Linked DNA regions of Homo sapiens: region 2 is linked to region 1. The links are chromatin loops, found by intact Hi-C in ENCODE. Cell type or tissue: CD14-positive monocyte. All regions are shown on one strand. Links, peaks and the distances in the headings refer to the core of each region. The heading gives the core; the rest is flanking DNA. Region 1 has its middle 13 kb from the start of EPCIP. Region 2 overlaps IFNAR1 (interferon alpha and beta receptor subunit 1).

Evidence for each region. Hi-C counts contacts between places; a loop is a spot of excess contacts. Peaks named below come from ENCODE experiments on the same cell type or tissue, not always from the same donor. Only the 100,000 strongest peaks of a DNase experiment are listed, where the experiment ranks them.
Region 2: a loop joins it to region 1, with 9 times the contacts of the local background. A loop is called at or near these places in 4 of 110 quality-filtered maps.

The regions. Positions count from the first base shown.
Region 1 is chr21:32,821,843-32,830,704 of GRCh38, reverse strand. No RefSeq gene overlaps it. Among named protein-coding and RNA genes, the nearest start is that of EPCIP, 13 kb to the right of the region's middle. In CD14-positive monocyte, for the core only: CTCF peaks have their summits at 3,714 and 3,914 (motif pointing right); no DNase peak of the experiment used is centred there.
Region 2 is chr21:33,348,265-33,357,126 of GRCh38, reverse strand. IFNAR1 (interferon alpha and beta receptor subunit 1) reads right to left here. Exons shown (of 11, transcript NM_000629.3): 7 at 7,837-8,036; 8 at 7,584-7,738; 9 at 4,219-4,369; 10 at 3,344-3,489; 11 at 1-1,811. The coding sequence ends at 1,578. Among named protein-coding and RNA genes, the nearest start is that of IFNAR1, 28 kb to the right of the region's middle. In CD14-positive monocyte, for the core only: no CTCF peak of the experiment used is centred there; no DNase peak of the experiment used is centred there; H3K27ac peaks cover 1,857 bases.

The DNA.
Region 1 (8,862 bases), core at 197-8,196:
TTAACCAACACAAAAAATGTGATAATCATAGAGAAAAAATAAGTAAATTAAAACACATTAATATTAAAAACTTTCGGCCAGGCGCAGCAGCTCATGCCTGTAATCCCAGCACTTTGGGAGGCCAAGGGAGGTGGATCACCTGAGGTCGGGAGTTTGAGACCATCCTGACCAACATGGAAAAACTCCATCTCTACTAAAAACACAAAATTAGCCGAGCATGATGGCGCACGCCTGTAATCCTAGCTACTCAGGAGGCTGAGGCAGGAGAATCACTTGAACCTGGGAGGCAGAGTTTGTGGTGAGCTGAGATCACTCCATTGCACTCCACCCCAGGCAACAAGAGTGAAACTCTGTCTCAAAAAATAAAAAAGATTAAAAACTTTTGTTCATCAAAAGACAGTGTTAAGAGTGAAAAGTTAAGCCACAGAGTGGGAGAATATATTTAAAATACATGTATTCAACAAAGGACTCATTCAGATTATATAACGAACTCCTACAAAGCGATTTGTATTAAATGTCAGACAACCCAAAAGAAAAAAATGGGCAGAATTATGAGCAATTATGTCACCACACAAAGAAGATAGCCTTCAAATAGTTATCAAGAAAATGTCACCTAGGACCACAATTGTGTACACAAGAATGACTAAAGGGAAGAAGACACTATCAAGTGTGGGCAAGAGTGAGGAACAACGGGGACCCTCATATACTACTGGTCGGGGTGTAAAATGGCCCACCCACCTTAGAAAACTGTCAGGCGACATCTACTAAAGCAGAAACATATGTGTAGTCTGTGACCCAGCAATTTCAATCTTGGATGTATACTCAACAGAAATGTATATACATGTTCACCAAAACACATTTAGGAGAATGTTCATGGCTTCACTATTTATAATAGTAAAAGAACTGGATACAACCCACATGCCCATCTATAGTAGAATGGGACTAGGTACAGTGGCTCACGCCTATAATCCCAGCACTTTAGGAGGCCAAGGCAGAAGGATCGCTTGAGCCCAGGAGTTCAAGATTAGCCTGGGCAACATAGTGAGATCCCACTCTACAAAATAATTTTTTTTTAAAGATGAAAAATTAGCTGGGCATGTTGGCATATTCTTGTAGTCCCAGCTACTCAGGAGGTTGAGGTGGTAGGAACCCTTAAGCCCAGAAGTTGGAGGATACAGTGAACCATGATTGTGCCACTGCACTCTAGCCTGGGTGACAGACCAAGATCCTGTCTCAAACATTAAAAAAAATAAAATTAAAATAGTAGAATGGGTAAATAAATTGTGTAATATCCACACTTAGAATAATATTCAACAGTCAGTGAGAGCGAATCATCTGTAACTGTCTAAGACTACTCAGGCCCTATAACAAAACATCACCTATTGGATGACTTATAAAAACAGACATTTATTCCTCATGGTTCTAAAGGCTGGAAGTTCAAGATCAAGGTGCCAGCAGATTTGATGTCTGGTGAGGGGCACTTTCTGGTTCATAGATGGTGCCTTCTTGCTGTGTCCTCACATGATGGAAGAGAGAAAACGCTGGTCTCTCAGCTTCTTCTAAGGGCACTAAGTCCCATTCCTGAAGGCTCTACCCTTATGACGTAATCGCCTTCCAAAGGCCCTGCTTTCTAATACCATCGTCTCAAGAGTTAGAATTTCAACCTGTGAATTTTCAGACCAAAGCAAGAATATAAAGCACTCAAAAACAACCTCAGATATATATATAGAGAGAGAAAGAGAGACATTTTATATTTGCATATCAATAAATAGAACTGGGAAAATTAGTTTTTCATATAAAAAGTTATACCTAAATCATGCCATACTCAAAATTAATTATAGATAGATTTAAAACTCCAATGTGAAAAGGAAAGCTTTAAAACTTTGGGAAGAAAATATCAAAAATATCTTTATAAATTCAGAATAGTGAAGGACTCTGGGGCCAGGCTATCTGGGTTCCAGTCTCAGCTCTATGACTTACTAGCTGTGTGAGCTTGGACAGTTTCTCCCTACTCTTTACTTTCCACGTATGAAAAATAAGGAGAATAATGGCACCTTCTCACAGGGTCATTGAGAGGATTAAATGAATAATATGCATAAACTGTTTAAAATACTGACTGACACTTATTAAGTGCTATATGGGTTTTTGTTGTTTTATGAGTAGTACTGGTAGTTGTTATAAGGGACAGATACTTTCCAGTTGGAAGATATATGTTTTTAAAAGTTCAGAAAGTCTAGTAATTAAGGGAAGAAATGGATAATCAATATTGAAAGATAGCAAAAAAGAAAAATATAATAAAGAAAGGACAAATTAAGAATTTGTGAGCCCCTCATGTAAAAAACCAGACTAATGTAAATAAGCTGAATTACTCTATTAATCATTTAATCTGTGTATGTCTCCCCCACTGACCCCCAAGCTGTCCCTAACCAAGAATACCATGGGATTGTGTTCTTGTCTGCTTTCTTCCTGCTGTACTTCCACATTCTGAAATGCATTCCACAGGCAGGTGCATCTTGGGTTTCCAATAAAAATCAACCGACCAAGGGGGCGGAATCTCCAGGCTTGAACCCTCAAATACAGACAGGATTATGTGTTCTTTTTCTATTGGGAGGCATAGTTTTCTGGTAGGATACTGGCAAATCAGAAACAGCAAAACAGAGTCTTCTCAGGAGTTCAATAGACTTTGCAGCAAGACTCTTTTATATGCTCAAAATTTAAAATCATTCATGCACTTCTTCATTTTTAAAAAATAGTCTTTTAAGTTTATAGTATTTTCTTATGTTTTTCCAATATTGAAAAACTGCAATGTACAGTATTCTTATTCTCCTGCCAAAACAAATAGCATATTATTGCAGCTGTAACATTTTATGTCTTTGCCACAATAACTGTGGTTTTCCGCAGTAATTTTGCTATTATGCTATGATTTTTATTAGAAAATGTATTACTGCCATCTTAATTTTCTTAGCCAGTTTAACACATTTATGGCTTTTCTGCTTTGGCAAAGTGGTATTTCAAATACTGAAGAATAACTTTTTTAAATTCTATAAATCCTGGATGAAATTTAAACCATAAATTTCATTTCTGAATAATCAAATCAGAACATTACTGCAACTGTGTCATCGCCTAAAGCCAGTAATATTCCATGAGTTTGTAATAACATTATTTTGAGCAAGTCACACAAGGGGTAGTTTAGTGATCTGAAATGTCCAGGGTTTGCTATTTTTTCCCCAATAGTCCTTTTTTTTTTTTCTAAGATGGAGTCTCACTCTGTTTCCCAGGCTGAAGTGCAGTGGCATGATCTCAGCTCACTGCAAACTTCGCCTCCCGGGTTCAAGCTATTCTCCTGCCTCAGCCTCCCAAGTAGCTGGGATTACAGGCTCCTGCCACCACACGCAGCTAATTTATGTATTTTTAGTAGAAGACGGGTTTTCACCATGTTGACCAGGCTGGTCTTGAACTCCTGACCTCATGATCTGCCCTCCTCAGCCTCCCAAAGTGCTGGGAGGCGCAAAGTGCAGGCGTGAGCCACCATGCCCAGCCTCTTCCCCAATATTCTTGAAGAGATTTATAACAACACCGAATCTCAGATTTGATGGCTACCTGTTGAGAGAAATCAAGGAATGAGGAAGAATTTGAATGAGGAATGCAGGTGGCCTTTCTCGCCATCCTTTTGCCTAGTGGCCCCCTTTTTCACCAAGACAAGAGGCTGGTTTTTGTTTCTGGTTTTATCACATCAGACTCTGGCTCATAGCAAAAGCAGTCAGTCTCCTGTTGCTGCTTCATGGATAGCGCCTCTAACAGGCATTAATTTTTTGTTGTTGTCGTTATGGAGGAGTGTCAGCATACACTCTAATAGAACAGTCTGGAAAGACAAGTGTTGTTGGTAAACCCTAGGGACGTGAGAATCAAGTGTCACCAGTAGGTGGAGGACTTGATCAGAAATACACATGCCTTGGGGCCTATACGGAGTTGCCTGCTCAGCTATGGTTTGAAGCAGAATCTGAGGGGATGCTCATGGTCCAGTTTGGCAAATATCAGGGTGTGGTTATTTAGATGAGGCACAAGACTAACTGGAAGTGTGGGACATAAGTGAAAGATGGCACCAGGAGGTTGAAACTGTCCCTTAAACTGAGTCCTACAGGCACCCTCCCTTGGGTGACGGAGCCCCAGTTATTCCTGTGCACCCTCATAGTCTTCTGAGCCAGGGCCCTCTCCCCAGCTAGGTGGCTGATGCCCCAGAACACACCGTATGTGAAACTGTCAGTGGATTCCAGGCACCCGTCCTTTAGTAGGCAGCTAGCAGATCCCCAGCTTAGCAGAAGGCACAGGTTTGGTGGAGACTCAGAAACTAAGCCCAGCAAGTTCCCTCATCAGTGGCTCTCCACCTGGATACATAAACAACTTTTACAATGGTTGTTTAAATAACAGAGCTAGTTCGTCGCCCAGATCTCCTGTGTGTCCTCTCCGTCTTTTTTTTTTTTTTTTTTTTTTTTTGAGACGGAGTCTCGCTCTGTTGCCCAGACTGGAGTGCAGTGGCACGATCTCGGCTCACTGCAAGCTCCGCCTCCCGGGTTCACGCCATTCTCCTGCCTCAGCCTCCCGAGTAGCTGGGACTATAGGCGCCCACCACCATGCCCAGCTAATTTTTTGTATTTTTATTAGAGACAGGGTTTCACCGTGTTAGTCAGGATGGTCTCGATCTCCTGACCTCGTGATCCGCCCGCCTCGGCCTCCCAAAGTGTTGGGATTACAGGCGTGAGCCACCGCGCCCAGCCTCCTCTCCCTCTTAGACATATATTTTGCACACTGAGCTATTTGCACAATCAGGATTAACAAGCAAATAGCTGATGGAGGAAGGGTGAATTGGCTCTCTCTGCTTCAGCTGGGACATCCGTCTTCTTCTGCCCTTGGACATCAGCTCTCCAGCTTCTCGGGTCTTTGGGCTCAGACTTAGACTCACATCATTGGTTCCTCTGGGTCTCAGGCTTTTGGGCTGGGACTGAAACTATACCACTGGCTTTCCTGGACCTTCAACTTCCAAATGGCAGATGGAGGGACTTCTCAGCCTCCACAATTATGTGAGCTAATCCCTCATAATAAATCCCTTTCTTTACATCTATATATAGCCTATCAGTTCTGTTTATCTAATACATTTCCTTTCTGATTTCTTCAATTACTTCTTCTTTACAGCTTTAATGAGACATAATTCAAATACTACACAATTCACCCATGTAAAGTGCAAACTTCGTTGGTTTTAGTGTATTCACAGAATTGTGTAACCATCACCACAATCAATTTTAGAAGCTTTTCATCACCCCAAAAATAAACCCATGCCCATTAGCAGTCATTCCCCATTTCATCTCACCTCCAGCCCTAGGAAATCACCAATCTATTTTCTGTCTCTATGGATTTTCCTATTCTGGACATTTCATATAAATGAAATCATACCATATGTGGTGCTTTCACACTGGCATTTTGCACTTAGATAATGTTTCAAGGTTTATCCATGTGGCAGTATGTATCAGTACATCATTCTTTTTCGGTGCTGAATAATATTCCATTGTGTGGATATACCACATTTTATTTATCTATTCATCAGTTGATGGACATGGGTTGTCACCACTTTGGGGTATGATGAATAATGTTGCTATGAACATTCATGTACAAGTTTTTGTGTGAACATGTATTTCACTTCTCTTGGGTACATACCTCCCAGTGGAATTGCCTGGTCATATGGTAACTCTATCTTTAACCTTTCAAGGAACTGTCAGACTGTTTTCCGAGGTGGCTGCACCATCTATGACAGGCTGAGCATCCCTAATCTTAAAATTTCACATCCAAAATACTCCAAAATCTGAAAATTTTAAGCACCAACATGATGCCACAAGTGGAAGATTTCTCACCTGACCTCGTGTGATGGGTCGCAGTCAAAATGCAGGTGCACAATGCTGAAGATAACATAGTTAACACTGCAGAAAAATTGCCTCTAGACGACATAATGAAAACGTGTGATGGGCTCATTGAAGGACTAGAGCACCACGCATTCATAACAGAACAATAAATCATATCAGGTTTATAAAGTCAAAGAGAGACTTCTAAGACAAGAACAATTTACGCTTGACATTTATGCTTTAACGAGGCAGTTGATTCTGGAGGAAACATCTTTAAAAGCCATCCATCAGAATGCCTCCTGAGCCCCAGAGGACCCACTTCCTGGTCTCTCAATTGCTTCTGAAGTTTCTTCTCATCTAAAAAAATAAAATACAGTGCACAGTAACCTTTTCATCAAAACACAGCATCGTAGGTGGAGCCTGAAAACCTGCTGTTGTTTGTTGCTACTGCTGTTAAGCAGCTGATTCAGCTATTCCAGGGATGCTACTGAGCAGCTTGGTTGCCCTGAACACATTATGTTTTCACTGCATTGATGGCATTCCATGTTTTATTTATTTACTTTTTATTATACTTTAAGTTCTAGGGTACATGTGCACAACTTGCAGGTTTGGTACATAGGTATACATGTGCCATGTTGGTTTTCTACACCCATCAAGTCATCATTTACATTAGGTATTTCTCCTAATGCTATCCCTCCCCCAACCCCCCACCCCCTGACAGGCCCCAGTGTGTGATGTTCCCCACCCTGTGTCCAAGTGATCTCATTGTTCAGTTCCCATCTATGAGTGAGAACATGCAGTGTATGGTTTTCTGTCCTTGCGATAGTTTGCTCAGAATGATGGTTTCTAGCTTCATCCATGTCCCTGCAAAGGGCATGAACTCATCCTTTTTTATGGCTGCATAGTATTCCACGGTGTATATGTGCCACATTTTCTTAATCCAGTCTATCACTGATGGACATTCGGGTTGGTTCCAAGTCTTTGCTATTGTGAATAGTGCCACAATAAACATACGTGTGCATGTGTCTTTATAGTAGCATGATTTACAATCCTTTGGGTATATACCCAGTAATGGGATTGCTGGGTCAAATGATAATTCTAGTTCTAGATCCTCTAGGAATCACCACACTGTCTTCCACAATGGTTGAACTAATTTACACTCCCACCGACAGTGTAAAAGCTTTCCTATTTCTCCACATCCTCTCCAGCATCTGTTGTTTCCTGACTTTTTAATGATTGCATTTCTAACTGGTGTGATATGGTATCCCATTGTGGTTTTGATTTGCATTTCTCTGATGACCAGTGATGATGAGCACATCATCATGTGTCTGCTGGCTGCATAAATGTCTTCTTTTGAGAAGTGTCTGTTCATATCCTTTGCCCACTTTTTGATGTGGTTGCTTGTTTTTTTATTGTAAATTTTTTTGAGTTCTTTGTAGATTCTGGATATTAGCCCTTTGTCAGATGGGTAGATTGCAAAATTTTCTCCCATTCTGTAGGTTGCCTGTTCAGTCTCATGGTAGTTTCTTTTGCTGTGCAGAAGCTCTTTGTTTAATTAGGTCCCATTTGTCTATTTTGGCTTTTGTTGCCATTGCTTTCAGTGTTTTAGTCATGAAGTCCTTGCCCATGTGGTCCTGAATGGTACTGGATGGCATGCCATATTTTCTACTGATCAGTACTCATGCAAATAAGTGTAAGAAAATGATTTTTATTTATTTATTTATTTATTTATTTATTTATTTTTAAGACAGAGTCTCGCTCTGTCGCCCAGGCTGGAGTGCAGTGGCATGATCTTGGCTCACTGCAACCTCCACCTCCTGGGTTCAAGTGATTCTCCTGCCTCAACCTCCCAAGTAGCTGGGATTATAGGCCCGTGCCACCACGCCTGGCTAATTTTTTGTATTTTTAGTAGAGATGGGGTTTTACCATGTTAGCCAGGATGGTCTTGATCTCCTGACCTCATGATCTGCCCTCCTCAGCCTCCCAAAGTGCTGGGATTACAGGCGTGAGCCACCGCACCTGGCCAAAAATGATTTTTATCACTAGCATATATATTCAGAGTCTGGAATAACAGTGATACCAAACAGCAATGCCCACACGGGTGGCTGAGATAGTGACACTTGCTTTCAGATGGTTCAATGTATACAAACTGTGTTTCATGCAAAACATTATTTTAAATATTGTATAAAATAACTTTCAGGCTATGTGTATCAGGTGTATTTGAAACATAAATAAATGTCCTGTTTAGATTTGGGCCCCATCCCCTTATATCTCTCATTATGTACATGCAAATATTTCAAAATCCAAAGAGCATCTGAAATCCAAAACACTTCTGGTCCCAAATATTTTGGATAAGGGAAACTTAACCTGTACTTCTTATCTTAAAAGTTTATTTACTATTCAATTAATTTTTACCTCATTTTCCTATGATTTTATTTTTAAGAATTTATTAATCCCATATAGACTTCATTCCATATATAGTGACAATCTATATTTGCATTTTCCTCCAAATTCATAGCCAGTGATTCCAAATTATTGCTGAGTAATCCTTAATCTCCTCAGTAATATATATTTTCTTCTTTTATATATCAATTCAAAACAACATTTTTCAGACACAGGGTCTCACTGTGTTGTTCAGGCTGGCCTCGAGCTCTTGGGCTCCAGTGATTATCCCAAATAGCTGAGACTACAGGTGTGCACCGCCACCTGTGGTTACAGTCTGTCTCTGTTCATGTCAGTACTGCACTATTTCAGTGACTGCCATTTTGATTTTTGTGTTTTGGTGGGTTTTTTTTGTTTTGTTTTTTGTTTTTTGTTTTTTTTGACAGAGCCTTGCTCTATTGCCCAGGCTGCAGTTCAGTGGTGGATCTCAGCTCATTGCCACCTCCAACTCCTGGTTCAAGGATTCTAGTGCCTCAGCCTCCCAAATGGCTGCGGTACCAGGTGCATGCCACCACACCAAGCCAATTTT
Region 2 (8,862 bases), core at 554-8,553, 530 kb before region 1:
CTTCCTGCCTATTAAGGATATCCATGGGTAATCCCCAGTAGCAAGTAATTTAAAACTAAGTTGTAGGTGCCTTTGGAAAGCATTATGTAATTTCTTAAATTGGGTTTTTCTTCCTAGTTACATTTTTCCCCCTCAGTTCAATGATTTGTATTTTAACGCCAAGCAGGCTGAGCAGAAGGGGTATCTGAATACTGCTAGACGAGAAGCCAGCCTGGCATTCAAAGTGACAGAGACCACCCATAACAAGAGTGGGTTGATCACTGAGAGCTGATTAGGTGCTCAGGCTTCCAGTGGAACATTCTTCTTCCTCTTGCACCAAAGCCAGCGACCTTTTTCCTAGGGAAGCATTCTTCTTCTATGTCAGTCTCCTATCATTGCCATTTTCTGGTCCCAAGACTTCTTGCATACACTATCTTCTGGCATGGCATGTATACTAAAACTTGTACACACTCTCAGATCTTAAAATACAACAATTATTTCTCTAATTAGATAGTTACCTATTTTCTATGACTTCAGTGATTGCAAATTCCAGCAGAAGCTACTGTTCTAATAAGTTTTGAATCAGAGGTCTTAATGCATAGTAAAAGATTGCCTGGCTTTAATCCTAAACCATGTAAGGGTAGATACTGTGATGTGGAAGCCAATGTTCTCGGGATGAATGAACAGAAGTCCCTCAACATTTTTAGGGATCATCTTTCTGGCATTTGCAGCTGTTTTCTAGGGTAAGCTACTTTCCAGAAAACCAAGTGATAACGTGTTCAGACTTTCCTAAATAAATTTCCTAAGGGCCTACCCTCAGTGTTAAAAGAAAAGACCAAATGTTTGAAATATCTCCCGAGGAAGAATGAAACAGAATGTTAGGAATGGCGAACAGACAGGTGTGGCACATGCAGTAGCCAGCAGCATCAGTGATGGACAGGAACACAGACGTCATCCTTAGCCACGGTGCGCAGCTAGCACGGCTGCACTTAGGCTCACAGGAGGAAGACGGGTGGCCACTGTTTTGGTCTGACTCATCTCATCCAATGCAAGTCCGGTGACAGGCTTTTTCATGATTTTACACATGGAAAAGAATGTAGGAAACGTTTGTCTCAACTCTTTTAATTTCTTTTTTTAAAGAGTCTCACGCTGTCACCAGGCTGGAGTGCAGTGGCGTGATCTCGGCTCACTGCAACCTCCACCTCCTGTTTTCAAGCGATTCTCCTGCCTCAGCCTCCTGAGTAGCTAAGACAACAGGCGCGCGCCACCACACCCGGCTAATTTTTGTATTTTTAGTAGAGATGGGGTTTCACCACGTTGGCCAGGCTGGTCTCGATCTCTTGACCTCATGATCTGCCTGCCTCAGCCTCCCAAAGTGCTGGGATTACAGGTGTGAGCCACCGTGCCCGGGCCTGTAATTTCATTTTTAAATAGTTAAGAGCTTGCCCGTATTTTTAGGACCTATGATCTGAAGATGTTTTTTCTTTCCCTAAACAGGGAAACGTCCTCTCTGTAGTTACTGAGAGGAAGGTGAGGACCTCAGGCTCCCAGTGTAACTCCTGCTGAAAAACCTTATACTTGACACAGTTCATTTCTGGTCATACAAAGTCCTGCTGTAGTTCTTCACTTGTTTTACTTTCGCTTTCATCTTCATTAGAATAATTTCCTGAATCTTGGCTAGTTTGGGAACTGTATTTTTTATGATCTTCATCAGTTTGATTAGTTTCTTCTACTGTAGCAATTGTGCTTATATTTTCAATTATGAAACATTTTTCGATTTGTTCCTCAGAAGTTGAAAGCAGAAGATTCTTCAATGGCTGTTCAGAGAAATACTAATTTAAAAAAAGGGAAAGAGTAGAAATCAATTATTTAAAATAATAAAAATTCCTTTTCTAGTTGTAATAGCTTTAGTTTCTTACATCCATTACTGAGAAAACCTATCTTCTGGCATGCATATTAAAAAGTCGCCTAAGAACATACTAATTGCCTTATAATGTTTAAAAGCATCATTAGTGAGGTCACTCATATCTTAGTACCTTCTGTGGTGAGTCTTTGAAGAGTACCTAAGAAAGGTACACTGTGCCATCGGGGTAGGCGGGGAAGAACACGGGAAAGGACAGGAGCGGGCGGACTCTGGGATCATGACTTTTTTTTTTTGAAATAATAAAAATGTTTGTATCCAACACATATATATCCAGAAGAAGCACAATTGAGAAATTATTGGCTATTGTAACTAGTTTTTAAGTCTATTTTAAATAATAGCTATGAATATTACAGTACACAGGAATGACATTTAAAAACTCAGGGGTATAATAGTAAAATTGTTAATATTTACGGAGCATTTTTAGAGTGGTAAGGTTCTTATGGTTTAACTCCTTTGCTCCTAACACCTCTATGGGGTGGTTTACAGCCAAGGGTACTTGCTTACCTGCCCTTAGTGACTTGCTCAAATTCACAAAACCCACCCTAGATGAGCACATGGTTTCCCAGGAACAGATTCTATGTTTAGGCCTTCACCATTCAGTGCTTTCATTTAATATGCTAGCTTCATAGAAGTGCCAAACAAAAAACTGTGATGTGTGTCATAAAAAAAGTCTCATGTTTTTAGTTATTTCATTTTGTATGATTTCATCCATAGAATATACTTTCTACGCTGATAGAATATTTTAGTCTTCTGGATATATACAGATGCTCCTAACTTACAATGGAATTACGTTCTGACAAACGCATCACAAATTGAAACAGCGTAAGTTTGGGACTGTCTGTACTGAGAAGAATCACATTACAGACTTTATTTACTTATTTAGAGACAGAGTCTTGCTCTGTCACCCAGGCTGGAGTGCAGTGGCATGACCTCGGCTCACTGCAACCTCCACCTCCCAGGTTCAAGCGATCCCCCTGCCTCAGCCTCCCGAGTAGCTGGGATTACAGGCATGTGCCACCACGCCCGGCTAATTTTATATTTTTAGTAGAGACAGGGTTTCTCCATGTTGACCAGGCTGGTCTCGAACTCCTGACCTCAAGTGACCCACCCGCCTCAGCCTCCCAAAGTGCTGGGATTACAGGCGTGAGCCACCACGCTTGGCCAAGAATCACAGGCTTTAAACGGTAAAACAAATGCCACAGTGAATCTAGGAATTGCCAGAAAAATATGAAATTAAGGACAATCATTACTATCTCATGCTATGTTATTACATGAAATTACTGTTTTTAAAGTTAATTGACTAAAGCTTTGAAGAAGATACCCAAATCAGTCTCTATTATTTTCTGGATATCAAGAAAACCTACATATATCCTGTTGAAATCAAACACATTTTCTGTTCATTACCTAGCTGTTGACAAAAAAATAAAAAAAGTAACATACCTCATCTATACTGGAAGAAGGTTTAAGTGATGGAAAGAAGACATAATTGATGCATCTCAAGAAGACTTTCGCAGCATAAATGACAAACGGGAGAGCAAATAATGCAATACAAATTCCAACTATAAGCCAAATTTTAGAGGTATTTCCTAAAAAGATATACGTGATATTTAGCATATATTTTGACATACAAATGCCTTAACAGTGCTGACAGCTGTGTGAAAGACTAGCCATATGAAAGGAAATATAAAATCTATTAAATAATACTCTTAAAAATATTTCTGGCAGCACTGAGTCCACAGCAACCATAGGCAATGACATTTACATTTAAAGATTGGCGTGGGAACTGAAGTAAGAGATCCTCAGGGAGAAATACAATATTGACATACAGGCCAAACATGCAAGTATCCTTCAGCACTTTTACACCATACAACTAGCAAAATTTAATAGATATTCTGTGACTAAGCCTCTACCGGTCAACACTAGAAACTGTAAAATAGAAAATGAGACTAAACCAATTCCCACATTAAAAAACTCACAATTGAACTAAGTGATTTCTACATGATAATTATGTTAAGGATTATATTCTAAAAATTTAAAATAGTTTTATTAAATGTTAAAGAGAAATACATTAAGGAAATTAATTATAGGGATACTGGATGAAATATAAAGCATCCAACAACACCGACTTGAGAGTTAAGCGTTACAAATATTTTCTAAAAAGTCTACTTTTGATTCATGTAGTTCATGAAGAAAACATTCTTTCTATATATTTTTTGCAGTAAAGAGAAAATGTTTTACAATTTTCAATGTACAGTATAGAATTACTTTTATTATGTCTAGCTACATTTTTAAAAAAGACAATAAAAGATTCTGACCTGGTTTTGTTTTCTCACATACAGCGTCACTAAAAACACTGCTTTTATTCAGCTTTTCATCCATGGTGTGTGCTCTGGCTTTCACACAATATACAGTCAGTGGTTTCAAATTAGGAACTGTAACATCAGTTTTTTTCTCGATAATTTTTCTCTAGAAAATATAATTAAATCACTGATAAAATTTAGTCACCTCAAGAAATCAGGGAATATGTGCTTTCTCAATTTTTTATGTTCAGTCTAACATTGGCCTCTCCCACGTAGTTGGTATGTATTTTTTGTTTTGTTTTGTTTTGTTTTGTTTTTTTTGTGAGACAGTCTCGCTCTGTCACCCAGGCTAGAGTGCAGTGGTGCAATCTGGGCTCACTGCAATCTCTGCCTCCTGGGTTCAAGCGATTCTCCTGCCTCACCCTCCTGAGTAGTTGGGATTACAGATGCAGATGCCACCACGCCTAATTTTTTTTTCTTTTTGGTAGAGATGGGGTTTCACCATGTTGTTCAGGCTGGTCTTGAACTCCTGGCCTCAAGTGATCCACCCACCTTGGCCTCCCAAAGTGCTGGGATTACAGAGTATATGTGTGAGAAATATAAATTTGTTTTAGATACACCACTATAACCAAATCAGAAAGTTAAAAATGCTGCTGCCAAAAAAGCATATGATCTATTCCTAAGAGAATTCTAATTGATTTACAAGTACATGCCAAGTCTGGGGTAATTGCCATTGTATTACCTCTGATTAGTGACAGAATGGTTAAGAGTAGGGGTTTTGGCCTCAAACTGCCTTATTAAGAGTATCACTTACAGCTGTGTGGTCTTGCAAGCATTATTTAATTTCTCTCTACCTGATTCCCTGATCTATAAAATCGGGACAGTTATTGCTGCTATCTGTATCAGTCAGCTATCGCCAGAATAATGTCTAACAAGCCGGTGGGTCACACCTGTAATCCCAGCACTTTGGGAGGCCAAGCAGGAGGATCACTGGAGCCCAGGAGTTCAAGACGAGCCTGGGCAACATAGCTAGACTCTGTCTGTACAAGAAATTTCAAAAAAATTGGCCAGGCATGGTGGTGTGAGCCTGTAGTCTCTGTTACTTGGGAGGCTGAGGAAATCCCTATTTCCAAAACAACCACCACCACCACCACCAAAAAAGCCTGGGCAACGTGGTGAAACTCCATCTTTAGCAAAAATACAAAAAATTAGCTAGGCATGGTGGCATGTGCCTGTAGTCCCAGCTACTTGGGAAGCTGAGGTGGGAGGATCACTTAAGCCCAGGAAGTCGAGGCTGCAGTGAGCTGACATCACATGAGTGCACTCCAGCCTGGGAAAAAGAATGAGAACCTGTCTCAAAAAAAAAAAAAATAAAATAAAATAAAATAAAAAAATATAGATAACAAAACTGCCTTAACGTTCAGTGGCTCACAAAACGATTATGTAGTTTCTCACTCACAAGTCTACAGACTGGCTGGGCAGCTCCCACGGAGGCTGTGCATGGGGTTTAGGTCAGCTCCAGCAGCCTCTAATCCTCCTTGGACCAGAGACTATGTGGAATACATTTTATTCCTGGCAAATAGGAGCAGTGCAAGAGCCAAGCCAAACCCTGCAAGCACACTTAAGGCCTCTGTTCTCAGCACATCTACTTGGGCTCCAGCATCTACGGTCTGGTGGTGCAGGGAAGAAGTCACCGTCCCAAGTATTTGCCAAACAGCAATGTAACCAATCACATAATCCGGCAGGGTTGTTTTGAAGAATGACTGAGACAATTCATGTACAATACTTAGCATAGTACCTTACATATAAGTATTCAATAAGAGTTTCTATAGTAACAATTATTGATATATTATCCAGTATAGGTTAAGATGGCAACTACAATTTATTGAATCTCTACTACTTGTCCAGCAATGTGCTAGGTATTTTCATATTTGTTACTTCCTTTTAAACCTTATAAACATCCTTTTGAAAAATTTAGTTGTTATGATTACCACCACTTCAGAGAAGAGGAAGCAAAGTCTCCAAGAGGTAAAGCACCCTGCGTACGTAAGGTTACACAGTTTAGCAGTGAGATAGAAATTTAGGTTTGTCTGATCTACAGACATCTGAAAACCGACCATAATTCTCAATGGGCTACATTAAGCTATGGTTACAGGGTTGTCAGACAATTAAAAAGGGAAGCAGCCAAATCAATGGAATTTGCTTAGATTTCCAATAGAAAATGAGGTGAAGTTAAAGAATTTACCAGCCTGACTGGACAGGAGTTTTAAAGGTCGATTCTTGACTACAAGTCCACGAGGGGGAAGTGATCTGGGAAACACGTATATTATCTGACGGTATATATTATCTTTGTCAGTGGTATCTGAATTTTAGGGTTTAGACCAGTGTTTGTCAACCCTTTTTTCATTACCTCCCCAACTAAACAACTTTTTGGGCAATTTTTTCCTAATCCTTCCCCCATCATAAAATTAAATACTAAGGAATAAGATTTTGTTGGGCAAAGCTGAACTTTGGAAGAATGCTTTCCAATGGTTTTGGAGGAAAACAAACAACTGTACTACATAAATTCTTTTGTCCCATAAGAACCAATTTTTGTCCCCTTGGAGGAGCCACCAGGGGACATTTGACAATATCTGAAGATGTTTTTGGTTGTCACAACTAGGAAGGAACACTACTGGCATCTAGTAGGCAGAAACCAGAATGTTGCCAAGCATCCTGCACTGCACTGGACAGCCCCCTCCCAAGGAACTATCCAGCCCAAACGTCAATAGTGCTGAGAATCCCAGGTTTAGATGAATACATGGGAATCATGTTAAAAATGCAAATTCCTGAGTTCCATCCCCAGAGATAATGATTCAGTAACAATAGGCTCAGGAATCTGTATTTTAAAAGCAAACTGGGGCCCAGATGCAGCTCACCCATAACTCTACAGTGCAAAACATGAAAAATGCTCATAATCTTCATTTTGTTAATATCTGAGTTAATCACATTTTTTTTTTTTAAAGACAAGCTGTCAGTCACTCTGTCACCCAGGCTGGAGTGCAGTGGCACGATCATGGCTCACTGCAGCCTTGACCTCCCAGGTTCAAGTGACCCTCCCACCCCAAGTAGCTGGGAATATAGGTGCACGCCACCACACCAGGCTAATTTTTTAAAATTTTTATTGAGACAGGGTCTCCCTATGTTGCCCAGGCTGGTCTCAAACCCTTAGGCTCAAGTGATCCTCTCGCCTTGGCCTCCTGAAGTGCTGGGATTACAGGCCACTGCATCCAGCCCACATAAAGTTTAAAAATTTCCCCCAAATTTTACATTCAAGCTTTATTTACCCAAATCATAATTATAACTCTAAGTTACAAAATTATACTATACAGTCTTTTTACCTCAGCATTTGAAGTGTTTTCCCAAAAAATAATTTCATAAATCAGTGGATAATCCTGGATCACAGGCGTGTTTCCAGACTGTTTTGGAGCACCGATATAGATATGGAATGAATCACTAAGGGATCTAATGTTAAAGACTGGAGGAAGTAGGAAAGCTAGAAAAAATTTGTAAAGAAATAATGTTCAATTAGAAAAACAATTTTAAAAACTTGCACCAGAGAATTACAATCTCCAGTAAAAACTACTGCCTTACCTTGTATTTCAGTATCAAACTTTATCTCTTCAGACCAAAAAGATGTGTTATTTCCATCAGATGCTTGTACGCGGAGAAGGTAAATTCCTTTTTGGAAAACGTTTTGAGGAAAGACACACTGGGTAGTTTTGACATTTTCACAGTCAGGTATTTGTTTCCATTTATACAAATGGTTTCCAGGATTCCTTTTTAAAAAGGCGCTTTTAAGACAAATATTTTTTAAATTCATTAGATATTTATTAAGTATTTACAATTGCCAGACACTATGTTAGGGGCTAAGGTTACAGAAATAAATAGTATCCACACTCAGGAAACTCACAAACAATGGAAGAGATATGCATCTAACATAAAAGAAAACCAAAGACTGTTCCAGACTGTGGTCATGTTGTGCTCTGCTGGAGGTGGCTCATATCAATATGCAAGAACATCTGTTAGTTAGAATTTCCAGGAATGCTGCAAGCTGGTTTATTTTTTTTGGCTTTTTTTTTGAGACCGAGTCTCGCTCTGTCACCCAGGCTGGAGTGGAGTGGTAGGATCTTGGCTCACTGCAACCTCTGCCTCCTGGGTTCAAGCAATTCTCCTGCCTCTGTCCCCCTGAGTAGCTGGGATTACAGGTGCACGCCACCAGGCCTGCCTAATTTTTGTATTTTTAGTAGAGATGGGGTTTCGTCATGTTGGCCAGGCTGGTCTTGAACTCCTGACCTCAGGTGATCCACCTACCTCGGCCTCCTAAAATACAAACTGGTTTTTAAAGAAAAACCATTACTAAAAATTAAGTTATATAAATTTGCAAATAAAAAATTGTTTTAAAGACAGAGGTAATAAATAAATTCATCTTGTCCTAATTATTTTACTACATTTTATTTTCTAAGCTCTTGGGGCTATCTTTATCTATTGTAGCTATATGATAGTGGTGTGCTACTGTGCATATGTTCCCAACTCCATATTCAGGGACATCAGGCTGGTGGCTTGAAAGTGGCCATGGTGGGAATATTTATATCATAAAAATCAGCAAACACTACAAAA